Regions from separate parts of the Homo sapiens genome. Here region 1 is linked to region 2. A link is a contact called in ENCODE Hi-C or POLR2A ChIA-PET data. All regions are on one chromosome and are shown on one strand. The core of a region is the stretch at or near the end of the contact, and the rest is flanking DNA. Distances in the headings are between cores, read along the strand shown. Region 1 overlaps ME3 (malic enzyme 3). Region 2 overlaps ME3 (malic enzyme 3).

Evidence for each region. A loop is a pair of places that touch in the nucleus more often than their neighbours do. ChIA-PET counts read pairs that join two places held with the same protein, here RNA polymerase II (POLR2A). Pooled maps may share reads with other maps.
Region 1: a pooled map shows a loop between it and region 2 (6-fold over the local background). The contact joins two enhancer-like sites. A Hi-C loop is called at or near these places in 1 of 168 maps with a recorded cell type or tissue (endothelial cell of umbilical vein), 2 of 37 single-sample maps with no recorded cell type and 9 of 50 pooled maps. POLR2A ChIA-PET finds 5 or more read pairs at or near these places in 2 of 52 experiments (PC-9 and activated CD4-positive, alpha-beta T cell).

What each region holds. Positions count from the first base shown.
Region 1 is chr11:86,636,152-86,642,807 of GRCh38, forward strand. The region is part of intron 2 of ME3 (malic enzyme 3); the gene reads right to left. Among named protein-coding and RNA genes, the nearest start is that of ME3, 33 kb to the right of the region's middle. Within about 2 kb of position 3,065, at least 3 of the 41 ENCODE cell types and tissues checked have a DNase peak (open chromatin) inside an H3K27ac peak, as active enhancers do; they include PC-9, where a contact is called at or near this core.
Region 2 is chr11:86,591,826-86,598,495 of GRCh38, forward strand. The region is part of intron 2 of ME3 (malic enzyme 3); the gene reads right to left. Among named protein-coding and RNA genes, the nearest start is that of ME3, 77 kb to the right of the region's middle. RefSeq lists a silencer at 2,988-3,188. Within about 2 kb of position 1,251, at least 19 of the 41 ENCODE cell types and tissues checked have a DNase peak (open chromatin) inside an H3K27ac peak, as active enhancers do; they include PC-9, where a contact is called at or near this core.

The DNA of each region.
Region 1 (6,656 bases), core at 1,815-4,314, 46 kb after region 2:
GTAAATGTGTTGGGGGCAGGGCGGGGTATGTCTGGTTTGAGACTTTCTGGGTTAAATCCTCTGTGAGAGCTTAGGGATGCCTATTACATTCTCTGAACCCAGTTTTTCTTTCTTTTTTTTTTTGTTTGTTTGTTTTAATCTATATGAGACTAACTAAGGTATTTGCCCCTTGGAGCTTTTATAGTCTTTAAAATGAGATAATGTCTGTGAAATGCTTTTAGGACACTGCCTGGCATAAACACTCATGAAGAGAGGGAGTGAGGTCATGGCCAGGACTGAAGAGTAGTGGCTGAGCACTGCCCAACCACTGCAACCAACACTGGTTCAGGAGAAGCATCCCTTGGTGCACCTCCAGAGTGACAACATTCCCTATGCCCAGACACACATGACAGCCTGCAGGGCATGCATAGCCCTCATTCCTGACTTACTCCTCTAACAACCTGGTGATGTTTCAGATGGAGAAAGTGAGATCTGGAGAGGACAAAGCAGTCCAGTAGAACATGCACAAGTTTTGGAATCGGAGCTGCATTTGTACTCTGGCTTTTCTATTTGCTGTGTGTGATCTTGAACAAGTTACTTAACTTCTCAAATCCTCAGTTTCTTCATCCTGAAAATACAGAGTTGATAAATGATTATCTAAAAGGGTGTTATGGGAATTAAATGAGCAAGATACATGAAGGTGTTCCTAAGAAGGTTAGTTTCTGTTTCTCCTTAAGTGCTTTGCTTATAGTTACACAGCAGCTGGTAAGTAGCAGAGTAGGGTCTAAAAGCTAAGCTTTAGGATGCTGTGAGGCCAGAGGAGTAGAATTACAGAGAAAGTGAGAAGCCAAAGATCTGGACAAGTGCGTTAAGAATCTGTTTGCCTGCCATCATTCTTGAATCAATGTAAAAAGTAAAAGAAGCAAAAAATGGCGAAAAAAATGAGCAAATCAGTAATGGTGCCTGTATCCAGAATCCCCAATTGGTTTCAAGACTAACAGTGTGTGGGTCTTATACGTAACTAATATCTATACACGTACATTCAGGGAGTCTCCATTAACTCATTCAGTTAACAAATACTATGAAGCATCTGCCATGTGTGTGAAGCACCAAGCCAGGCTCTTAGGGTTACAAAAACTGACAGAACAATCACGGTCCTTGGGAGATCCTATTATAGTACTGAAGGTAATACGTAAACAACAACAACAACAAGAAGCACAAAAAAAAAAAAAAAAGCAAAACTCATTACAGCAGTGTGATAAGTGCCATGGCAGTGGAATAAACACCCAGACACAATGAGAAAGCCCATATTTGGTCTAGAGCTGTCAGGGAAGATTTCCATGGGAAGTGATGTTAGAGCCAGCAGGGCTAAGAGAAGCAAGGGAGTAGGCAGCACAAAGATGTGGAACAAGAGAGCCTGGTGTGCACTTAGGAGCAGTGAGTCTTGTGTAGCACGCACAGCACAGACTAGGGAGTAGGGATGATGAGGCTCGATTGAGACACCCCTCGAGAAGGGCCTTGTGCGTTGTGCTAAGGAGTTTAACTTTGTGCTGTAGGTGGGAGGAAGCACAGGAAACTTTTTAAGAAGGGGAGTTCATGTATTACCAATTTCATCTGGTAGAGGTTGATGAAGAAGTTGAACTGGGAGTAGGAGAAATTGGAGATAAGGAAAATGGAGATACGGAGACCATAGAAATGTCCAGATGACATCCTGAACTCTGCACACACAGAAAAATAGTCACTGATGATTACAGGGCACAGGCTTGATATGTAGAAATAATGTATCTATGAATTTGTGCAAATATATGAATATATATGTGCAGACATGCTCATGCATACACACACACACACACACACACACACACACACACACACATAAGGAAGCAGGTTCTGTCTTTACTATGGCACCTGGGTATGAAACTCACATGGCTCCCAGCTTCCCACAGGAGCCCCCCAGGCCTGGCTGTGCCTCCCCACATGCTGTCTTAGAAATGGTGTACCTCTGACTTTTCTGTTGTGGTAAACCCAAGTGGCTTTTCATTTCCAGGCTAACCTCAAAGCTAGAGTTTGAGGTGATTAAATACTGCCTGTGAGGTTGTGGTACTGGAAACTTCCTCCTAAATGATGTAAGTACAGGGAGTGCAGCATGCCTGGGTACACACACAGCACATCCAGGGCTGTGCAGTGCAAGAGCAGCACAGCTGCATTCATTTCTGTAATCAGACCTTTAAATTAACATAGCAATTACAGCCACAGGAAAAGGAAATCAGCATTTACTATTGATTTTTCATATACAAATGCAAAAAAAAATCACAACCACAGCACACAAATAAATAAGTAGAACTTAATGTGTCTTTGTTAAAATAAAAGCTTTTGCTCAAAAAAGGACGAAAACTCATGTGAAGTGTAGGCTAAGGGTGGATGACACATTATCTTTCAAGTTTTTAGAACTCTTACTAATATGATATCATTGCTAGTAAAGGGTAAGGGAGCTTAAACTAGCATTTACTGGGGGCCTACAATGTGTCAGATATTGTGTTAAACAAGCACTTTAAATAGCTATAATATCTCTTTTAATCCTCAAAACAACCTTAGGAGGTTAGAACTGTTATCCTCTTTCTACAGATAGCAAACTTCAGGAAAGATAGATCAAGTAACCTTCCCAAGATCACACTGCTAGTAAGTGGCAGGGTCAGGATGTAAATCCATGTCCCTTGAATTCCTAAGCCTGAGCTCCTTCCACTTTACTCCCCCGACTTGCCTCCTCATCAAAATGTGAACCACTGTACTTCCAAACCTGTCTGGAAAGCCCCACCAGAAATCACTGTCATCATGCCCATTCTATCTCTAGAGAATGTTAGATTGGAAGGAGCCTTGGGTTATCAACTACAATACCCCAAAAATAGAAGTTTGCAGGTAACACAGCAGAGCCTCTCACTCTATATTAATGTCTTCTCTCTCCGTGGCAAATGTTCTTATTACTACATCTGTCTGAGATCTCCTGTCTTAGGAATTAATGGTTCCCCACAAAAGTTTGCTGTTATTATTGTTGTTTTAATCACAAGATTTATATTCTTGCCTGTCTGAAAAGGAGCTGGAGGAGTAATGCCTTTTCCTTTAGCAGATTTATTCAATGGAAATGCATGAGCTGAGTCTCCCTAATGTACATAATGTGTTTCCACAAGATCCTATAAAAGAATGAATAAGAAGTGAGTCAATCACAGCAAAATGGTTGTATTTACAATTAGTGCTCAGTTTCTTGAAACACAAACCTCCTACCCAAATATTCATCCAAAGGATAAACATCTCCCCCACACATTGCCATAACCAGTTCCTCCTGGCACAAAAACATACATCTAAGCATCCGTATCCAGGATATAAAATGATGCCTTCCAAAGCAAGGGTTCAGAGGATACCCTTGTGTGGTGGTGCCTCTCCTAGAATCCTGGATCTGAGCTTTCTATTGGGTCTGGATTCAAAGCTAATTCTCTCTCAGATGAGAAAATCACTCATAAACTCAGTTGTGTTGATCTTGATGATATCTGGAGCAGACATGCCTCCTATTTTCTACAAACTGAGATGCTAAATGGAGTAAAAATGAAGCCCCACATTAAAGCAGAAAACTTCAAGGTAAAAGAAACCTGAATATCCTTTCAAATTAGGCTATAAACATAGTTTTGCTTTCAGGGTTACGTGGTTGAAAGTCTCTAAGAAGGGCAGATAATTGGGACACAGTCTTCCAACTACGTTTCGCATGAGTGGGTGATTGGGGGCAGGATGTATGAGACAATTGAGTGAGCAGAGCTGATGGGAATCAAAGCCCACCTCTGGGCATGTGATCTCAACATCTTCTATTGGGCAGAGAGTGGAGGTGAGACCAGAATTCACCTTCGGCCTCAAGGCAAACTTTAGCCACTCTACAGCTAAGGTGCTTCTGCCCCAGCTTCTACCATTCTCCTATTAGTAAGCAGGGGGTACAATTAAATAACCATTTGAGAGATCCCTGATATAGGAAGCGGAGACAACAAAAATAAGACTGCATGACAATATTTTGGTGCTTAAGCCAAACTCCTGCAAGGCCATCTTCTGGTACATAGGATGCTGCAATCAGAGAGTTCAAGCTTGGTGAAGATCCACAGAACACGTTAGCTTCTAGCACAAAAGGCAAGCAAAGTATTGAAAGAAGGAGAATATGGGGTTTTCCAAGGCTAGGCAGCCTCTGACTTTTATTTCTATGGACCTCAGTGACCCTGAAGTGCTTCAAGCTGTAGCTGCACAGGGTGACTATCATGGTCTGTAAAGGTAAGTGGCTGTGGTCCCAATATTTGAACAACAGCTTTAGCCATGACTAACACATGCTCAGAACCCCACCTGGGGCCACAGATTTTCACACTGACTGGACAGGCCTTAGCCATCTGGCCTGGTTGTTTTCTTAAGGAGCTGCCTTATCTCTTTAAGAGGTGTCAAGATGCACCTAAACAATAATGCCCAATGGATATTCAGCAGTCACTCATTCTGATCCTGAGCTATCTCACTTTGCCTCTTGCAGATCTTGATCCTCATTCTTCTCTCTCATCACCTCTCTTCCTATCTGCCACGTTATACCTTCAGTTATGCTCTCCATGATACAGTATCCAACTCCTGGCCTCTCCCAATGGCCCACCTCTCCATTCAGTTTCTTTTCTCTCCTCCCCAATTCAGTGTTTCCCCATTGATATACACAGGAGACTTACCTCTATCTCAGCCCAGCTCCCAGGATCTCATCTCCAGGATATTGCCCTTTCCCCATCTCCCCAGAGGGAAAGATGGGGAAGAAGGTGTTCCCAACTCCCCAGAGGCCAATATCATCATGTTCAACAACTGGGGAGCAAGCTAAGCACACATATAACCTGCTCTCAATTTCACTGGGGGGGGGGGTCAATGAAGGGCATATGTGAGTAGATCTCAAAAAAATGAATGCATAATATATATTTAAATTAAGTATAGTTTTTACTGACCCTTATGCAATTCTCTGGGCTAAATACCATGTCCTGACCCCAAGTAGAAAAGGACAAAATAGGAGAAAAGTCTTCTTCTAACCCATTTGAAAAGAAAAAAACAGAAAACAGCAGCAAAATTAACATAACTCAAGACAGAAATGGAATTATACATCAAAAATCAAAGGAAAGTACCACAGAAAAGGTTATTTGACCAAAGATGCTAATGAAGCACTTCCTCTCTGAGTGGGTTGATGGGAACTGCACTTCAGAGGCAAAGCCAATGAAATAAATGCTTCCTCATGGAAAGCATGGACCCAAGAGTCCCTCAGATCTATAAACCGTCAGCTAACTGGATGCAAATGTGTTTACAGCCTGCCTTCTTTGAAGCTACAATATTATGAAATGTTTACAGTGTTAGACCCCATTATAAAAATTTGTTCTTTTGAAGAGGAAGTGAATTAAAGAAAACCACTATAGTTATACTACACTGAGTAAGTTACACAGGATCAAAGACTTGGAAAACTCATGGTGTAAAACCAAAGATCTTCTACAATTGTGCAAGAACTATAAGACTTCTAGTCTCCCAGGGATTTTTCATTCTGGAAAATTGTTTTCATCATTGGACTTTCTATGATGTCTGTAGCATCATGGATAGAGTCATACCCTGTGACAAATGACCTTGTCCAGATGATACCAAAAAATGTCAAAAAATGAGAGCTGGCTTACAATGGTATTTTTGTTCCTGATGCTATTAAAACTTCACCTCTTTTTTTAAAAAAAAACTTTAAACAGCTTTTTACTTGGACAATTGGCTGATAGTGAGTCAAACTAGCCAAGAAAATCATTCCTGCAAGCTTCTGATTTTCTATTTTTATTCCCCAGGAATCATGGTTCATAAAGACAAACTAAGACTTGGAAAAGAGAAAGGCAAGCTAAAATTCAACCCAATGGAGAAAGTGACAACACTTAGCCCATAGAGGGCCAAATTTGTGAAAGGTTCATGTTGCATGAACTCCAAATCCTGTCTTTATTCCACCCTAAGTCTTCTAAAAAATAGAGCCAAGGAAATTCTCATCTAGAAAACATACTTTCTGAACTACAAATATTATTTCCATTTTTAATGTAGGAAATTATCGGTTTTCCATGGGACTAAGAAAAAGAAGGAAGTCTCTTGAGCCCTTACAGGTGTGAAAATAAGAGTCCCACCCATATCTTTGTGATTGCGGGCAGTGATGCCAACTACTGCATGGGAGGCTGATCAATGTCCACAAAATGACAAAAATGCCATCTCACGCAACAATGTACTCAGCAAATTGGTGCTTTCCATCTATTTTGGGAGATAAAATTATAACCAGAGTGTTGCTTTATGAAAACAGAACAAGAACAAAGATGGTTAAAGATCAATGACCCCAATATTCACAATACAATTCTTAAAATAAAGATTTGCCAGGTGTGGTGGCCTGTGCCTTTGGTCCCAGCTACTTGGGAGGCTAAAGTGGGAATGGATCCCTTAACCCTGGGAGGTGGAGGCTGCAGTGAGTCACGATCATGCCACTTGCACTCCAGCCTGGGTGACAGAGCAAGACCCTGTCTTATAAAATAAAATCAAATAAAAAGGGCTCAAGCATGTAATTCCTCACATATTCCTCAGTCTCAAAGTACACCTTCATGAATTTCATGTTTTGAAAAATCCTGCAT
Region 2 (6,670 bases), core at 1-2,500:
GAAAGACCTGCTCCTGTGACTCAATTACCTCCCACCGAGTCTCTCCCACAACACGTGGGAATTCAAGATGAGATTTGGGTGGGGACACAGCCAAACCATATCAGACATCTAGAGTCCAGAACTGTGAGAAAATAAATTTCTATTGTTTAAGCCACCTAGTCTGCAGTGTTTTGTTATGGGAGCCTGAGCAAACTAATACACTTCCTATGAAGAAAATCTCACGTGAAGTCCAAGCCTGTCTGGTCTAAGAGAAAAAAGTCACCACCTGAGAACTGGGACCACATTCTTTGTTCTAATTGTTCCAGCTAGTCCAGCTTCTCCACTAACCTACTTAATCATTACAGACATGGGCACTGTGACAATGATGGCCAGGTGTGTTGGGAATTCAATCACTTGAACAAGAATGTCCCTGGGTTATAACATCCAGGCTGCTGCTTTTTTTTCTAAAGCACCAGACAATTGCTTCACAAAGTTCCCAATAACTCAGCTCTCACCACTTGCTCAAAGCCAGTTTCTTAGGCCTTGAGGGGGGGAAATAGGCTATTTAAACTCAAATGACTATTGAGCTTTGTTGACAAAATACCACTTGGAAGAATAATGTAAATGGAATCCATCTTCAAGGAAGCAAATGTCAAGGAGCACTTCACAAAACCCATGTTCCTCTAGCCACAGTGACTTCATTACTACATCTGAGGGGAGAGAAGTGTGAGTTTAATTAGGTAAACATAGAGACAGTGTTTGGGAATCTCATTGTAACCAGTGAGAAGGCAAGGTTTTCATAGACAATTGCTGGATGCAACTAGGTCAGTCTCCAGATCTGAAATTAAACCCTTTATCTAAGGGTTACTACTTAAGCCAGCAACAAAGGAGCATTTTACCCAATTCCCACTCAGATTTAGAGATGTCAAGTTTTCCTTGTTTCTGACTAGCAACAACAGAAGAAATTAAAACAGCTCAGTCTGGAATATCCCAGGAACCCCCAAACTTAGCAAGATTTGGGGAATATACCACCTAGTCACTCCTTCAGAAAGGGGCACAGTGATGGGGGAGAGCACAGAACGCAGGCATCAAACACACCTGCATTTGAGTCCTGGCTCCATGGGTTACTAAGTGTGTGACTGTGAGCCAGTTATTTAACCTTCCATAGGCCTCAGCTCCCTTATCTATTAACCTGGTGAAATGCAGACCCCTCTGCATGGGGTTACAAGGTTTCAGCATGACTGGGTATGAAAAGAGAACAAAGAAGCTTCCTGGAGATGACTGTGGCCTTGGCTCACTGCCAGGAAAATGACTCATTTCTGTATGCCAGGGTTATAGTTCACTGTTACCCTGACAAATGAATGTGGAAGACCCATGATTTCCTCCACCCTCCTTCACTCACATAGTAAAAGTTAGCTACTGCCTGCAACATACCAGGCACCGTACAACACGAAACTGTAGGCTCCCCCTCCAGGAAGTGACAATGTCATTCCTAACCTGTTGGAATTTTAACACCTGTCATAAAAGGATCTCATGATGCTTTGAATACTTTCTCGAAAGGTGTCACATGCTGCAAGAATAGTAAGGACAGCAACAGCTATCATTTCCTACTTGGGTTGCATGTTTAATATTTCGTAAAACAATACTTTCACATATATCATATGAGCCCCACAAAGGCTCCAGAACTTCAGCATACAACCAGTAAGTTGCAGAACTGGATCACAAGCCCGACCTCCATCTCCCTAAGTTCAATAGGAATTTTCTGATACATTTTCTCCCAAGTTTGAAAGTAATATTACGCACAGAAAAGTTGGAAAAAAATAACCACACCTTATTTTCATCACCCAGAGATAGCCACTGTATCATTTTGTTCTATTTTCTTCCTATCTTTTTTCTATGCTTAAAAAAATTTTATTTAAACAAACTTGAGATCATACTATGTATAAAATTTTTTAGTCTTTTTTCCCCACTAAAAATGTTATGATTAGCATTTTCCCACATACTAAAACTTCAGCCTAAAATGTTATTAAAAAACAGAAAAACACAGCAAGCTTTATCTAGTAATTCCTGTTTTATATAATTGTTTCCAAACTTCCACAATTATGAATTATGCTGTAATGAGCACAAAACTTTTTGTTTCTGATTTTTCTTCAGATTGAACTATAAGTGTACTTAAGAGACTGATGACTCATTCTTTCATTCAACAAATATTTAATAAGCACCGACTAGGTACTGGATACCATTATAAACTGACGATACAGTAATAAGGAAACAAAGTAAAAAAACAGACAAGATATCCCTGCCTTCATGAAACTTACATTCTAGAGATATCAACAGTTTTAAGTATCTGTACGCATACTGTCAAATCACTTTTAGAAAGGTCGAACTATTTTATAACTCCAGTACATAAGTAGCTGTCTTACTACATTTTCACCAATGCTGAGTATTATGATTTAAAATTGTTGCTAATTTATAACACTTAATAAAAATATTGCATTCCTTAGAGATTTTTCTCCTTTGCTCTCTACCTCCATATATTCACCTCATCATAAAATACAAGTACATTGAAGAGACATTTAAGTTATCATCCAAAGTTGGTCTCCTAGCTGGGCATAATGACTCACAGCTATAATCCCAGCACTTTGGGAGGCCAAGGTGGGTGAAGCACTTGAGCCCAGGTGTTTGAGACCAACCTGGGCAACATAAAAACACCCCATCTCTACAAAATAATAATAAAAAAATCAGCCAGGTGTGGTGATGCATGCTTATAGCCCAGCTACTTGGGAGGCTGAGATGGGAAGATCACTTGAGCCCGAGAGGTCAACGCTGCAGTGAGCTGTGATTGCACCACTGACACAGCAAGACCCTTTCTCAAAAAACAATACAAAAAAACACAAAAAAACAAAAAAACGAAACAAAGTCTGCTCTCCAAATGTGAAATTTCAAAAGATTTTTCCTGCCTGCAGTGAGAAAATAATCCCAGTCCCAAAGCAGGGATGGCAAGAGTGGAAATGCCTCTGATACTTTGCAAGGTAGCCCTTGAAGGTAGCAAAAAATAATGATGACAAATCAGTGCCTTGTTAGGGCCTGATATGTCTGGGGACTGAGTCAGCAATGAGTTTCTCCAGTGAAATGCTAGGCTTCTGTGGGGGATGAGCTAGGACAAGCCAGGTGGGGACTCTGCAGGGGTGGTAAGGTCAGATTCAAATGAGGCTCTTTCATGAAAGCTCCTGGTCAACTATAGAGCATTCACAATAGAAGGGAGTTTTGCTCTTTTTTAATAGAGGCCTTTAGAGGATGTTGAGGACTTTGACAAGGGCTAATAATAAGAAAAAGGGGATAAGCATATGTATGGAAATATAAAAATAAGTAAATAAAATATAAATAAAGAAATAAAATAGGTAAAAATATGTGTTTAATATTTTTGGATTGTTTATCACATGTTAGAAATTTTCAGAATACTCTATTTTACATATATATACATATACATATATATATATATAGAGAGAGAGAGAGAGAGAGAGAGAGCTTATTATGTATCAGTCACTGGTCCAGGCACTTTGACTCATGTAACCATAATTGACTTATAAGGTAAATACTAGCATTATCTCCATTTGACAGATGAAGAGACTGAAGCTTAGAGAGTTAAGTACTTATAAAGCCAGGATCTGATCCCAATTAGTCTGCCTTTAGAGTCTGTGCTCTTAAACACTATCCTATAAGAAGCAAACTGACAATCAGATCGAGTAAGCGCGTGCCCTGGTTTGAAAGGTCAGGTAAGAAGGATTGATTGAGTGTCTCCTATGAACCAGGCACTGTGCTGGCTCAAGGTCACAAAGATCATGAGGGGAAGTGTGGAGAACTGGGATCTAGCTCAAGATCTGCCTGACTCCAGGCCCTCACTATTTCTACTACACTCTACTTAAGGGGAAATGCTTCTGCATATGGGTTGATGTGTAAGAGGCAAGGCTGGCACAGGGTGCAGTGCTCTTGAAACAAAATGCCACAGCCAGAAGAACAGAAGCTCCCAGGTATGCTGTTATGGGGAAAGAAGTTGTGTTAGAGGGCACCTCTGGGTGGGCCCCTCACCATACCTTCTCGGCCCCAGACACTCTAATATGGTCCAGGTGTTTCAGAATTTACCTTCTGGGTTCAGATGCCTCCATGCACTAAACAACAGTCTTTAGAAATTCCAACAAGTGTTCCCACAATCCCAGGCTTTGGCATTAGAATTTGTTGAACTTTCAGTTATTAAAAATTCTTTTATATTTTTCCCTTGACAACTCACACTGTACTTCAGACTGCTTTGATAGTTCCCTTAACGGTTGCCTTCGTATTTCAAAACCTATGAAATTACATATTTGAAGGGATTATTCATTTTTTTCCAATGGAAAGCATACATACCCCATAATGCTTTAATAATGATAACCAGATGGATTGAGGGGTCTTTGACAAGGGTTTTCTTTAGCTAATTTGAGAACATACTGAATTTCAGTCTCTTTTGACTAGTGAAAAAAATGGGCAGAATGTAAAGTGCCCTGTAAATATCCTACTTGTACAATTTTAATACTTTCATCATGGTCAGATGAAATCTAATTAAAGCTAACTGTCCCCTTCCTCTATTTTCAAAGTACAGGTTTCAGGCTTTTTCAGTGAAGCCCAGGAAAATGTTTAACCAGGAGTACTGGATACTCCTAAGTAGTTCTCACTCAAAATTCTGCCAAAATTACTTCCTGATCAGTGCTTATATCTTGACCTCCTTCTCCCTTACTCTCAAAGGAGCCCTTGAGACTTTAAGAAGGCTTCTCACCTTCATGTAGAATCATGAGGTGTTAGGGCTGGAAGGGACCTTAAGGATCACCTAGGCTACCTCTTTCACATTATAGATAAAGAAACTGAAATTTCAGAAAGATTCAATGACTTGGCCAAGGTCATGTAGGTAAGAAGTTGCAAGGGTTAGACTTGAACCTTATTCTATGTGTAACTCATTATATCACTTGGCTTCCCTTCTGCTCTCCTTTTCTGTAATTTTCCCTCTTTTTTCTTTATATTTTCCATTTTCCCTGTCAGAACCAGGTCATAGATGATGATGGGATGGGCCAAACCAAAGTGGACCAGGTTGTGGAGAACAGTCAAATTCAGCAAAGGAAAGCAGGTCATAGAGGGAAGCCTCTGACAACAGGCAGCTGGAAAAAGTCTGGCTGAGAAGTCCAGCAAAAGACAGAGGCCCTGGTTAGACAGATGGCACAGGCAGAGCAGGAAATCTGACATAAGGTCATGGAAGTGCTGTAAGCAGATTAGGTAATAACAGGTAACAGGGTCCCAGACTTGCGAATGACATTTCAGCAGCAGGACTCCACTTCATAAGAACTAAGGTGCATTGCCAAGGCAGGGATGTGGTCGCAGGGGCCCCAGGGACCTGGAATGAAAATCTGGAGCTCAGTTCCAAGGAACACGTTCCAAGGTCACGGCAGAACCAGCAGTGAGCTTCTGGCCCAGAGTTCCTTACAGTATCCCCGAGCAATGTGATAGAGACAGTTAGCAGCTTAACAATTAGTCCATATACTTCCACACATCTCCCTTGTAGCTGGACTGGGGCCATGTGACTATTTTTGGTCAAAGGACTTTTAGAGGAAGTAGAAACCATGACAACCACACATCTTGTTGTTGGAAAGGGAAGGAGAAACACTAGAAGTCTTTGGGAACAAGCCTGTTGTCAGCTCCTTGTCCACCTCACCCCACCTCTGTGAAGTATGCTCTCTGGAGCATGTGCAGCTTTAGACACAGCATGACTTTTTACCTGTTAATACCTACGTGGGAAATGCCTTTGAGCAAGAAAGTATATCTTGCTACTATTGGCAAAAAGAGTCAAATTCTTTAAAATATTTGAAGAGATTTATTTCGAGCCAAATATGAGTGACCACGGCCCGTGACAGGGCCCTCAGGAGATCCTCACAACATGTGACCAAAGTGGTTGGGGTACAGCTTGGTTTTATACATTCTAGGGAGACATGATACATCAATCAAATACATTTAAGATACATTAACCTTAAGGTTATCATATCTTAAATGTATTTGATTGATGTCTCATGTCTAAGTCTATAGGCAGATTTAAAATGTTTTTAACTGGCAATTGGTTGAAAGAGTTATCAGTAGGGAGGAGCCAAGATGGCCGAATAGGAACAGTTCTGGTCTACAGCTCCCAGCATGAGCCATGCAGAAGATGGGTGATTTCTGCATTTCCATCTGAGGTACTGGGTTCATCTCACTAGGGAGTGCCAGACAGTGGGCGCAGGACAGTGGGTGCAGTGCACCATGCGCCAGCCGAAGCAGGGCAAGGCAGTGCCTCACTCGGGAAGTGCAAGGGGTCAGGGAGTTCCCTTTCCTGGTCAAGGAAAGGGGTGAGAGAATGGCATCTGGAAAATCGGGCCATTCGCACCCGAATACTGCGCTTTTCCGACGGGCTTAGGAAATGGCACACCAGGAGATTATATCCCGCACCTGGCTTGGAGGGTCCTACGCCCACGGAGTCTCGCTCATTGCTAGCACAGCAGTCTAAGATCAAACTGCAAGGCAGCAGCAAGGCTGGGGGAGGGGCACCCGCCATTGCCCAGACTCGCTTAGGTAAACGAAGCAGCCAGGAAGCTCAAACTGGGTGGAGCCCACCACAGCTCAAGGAGGCCTGCCTGCC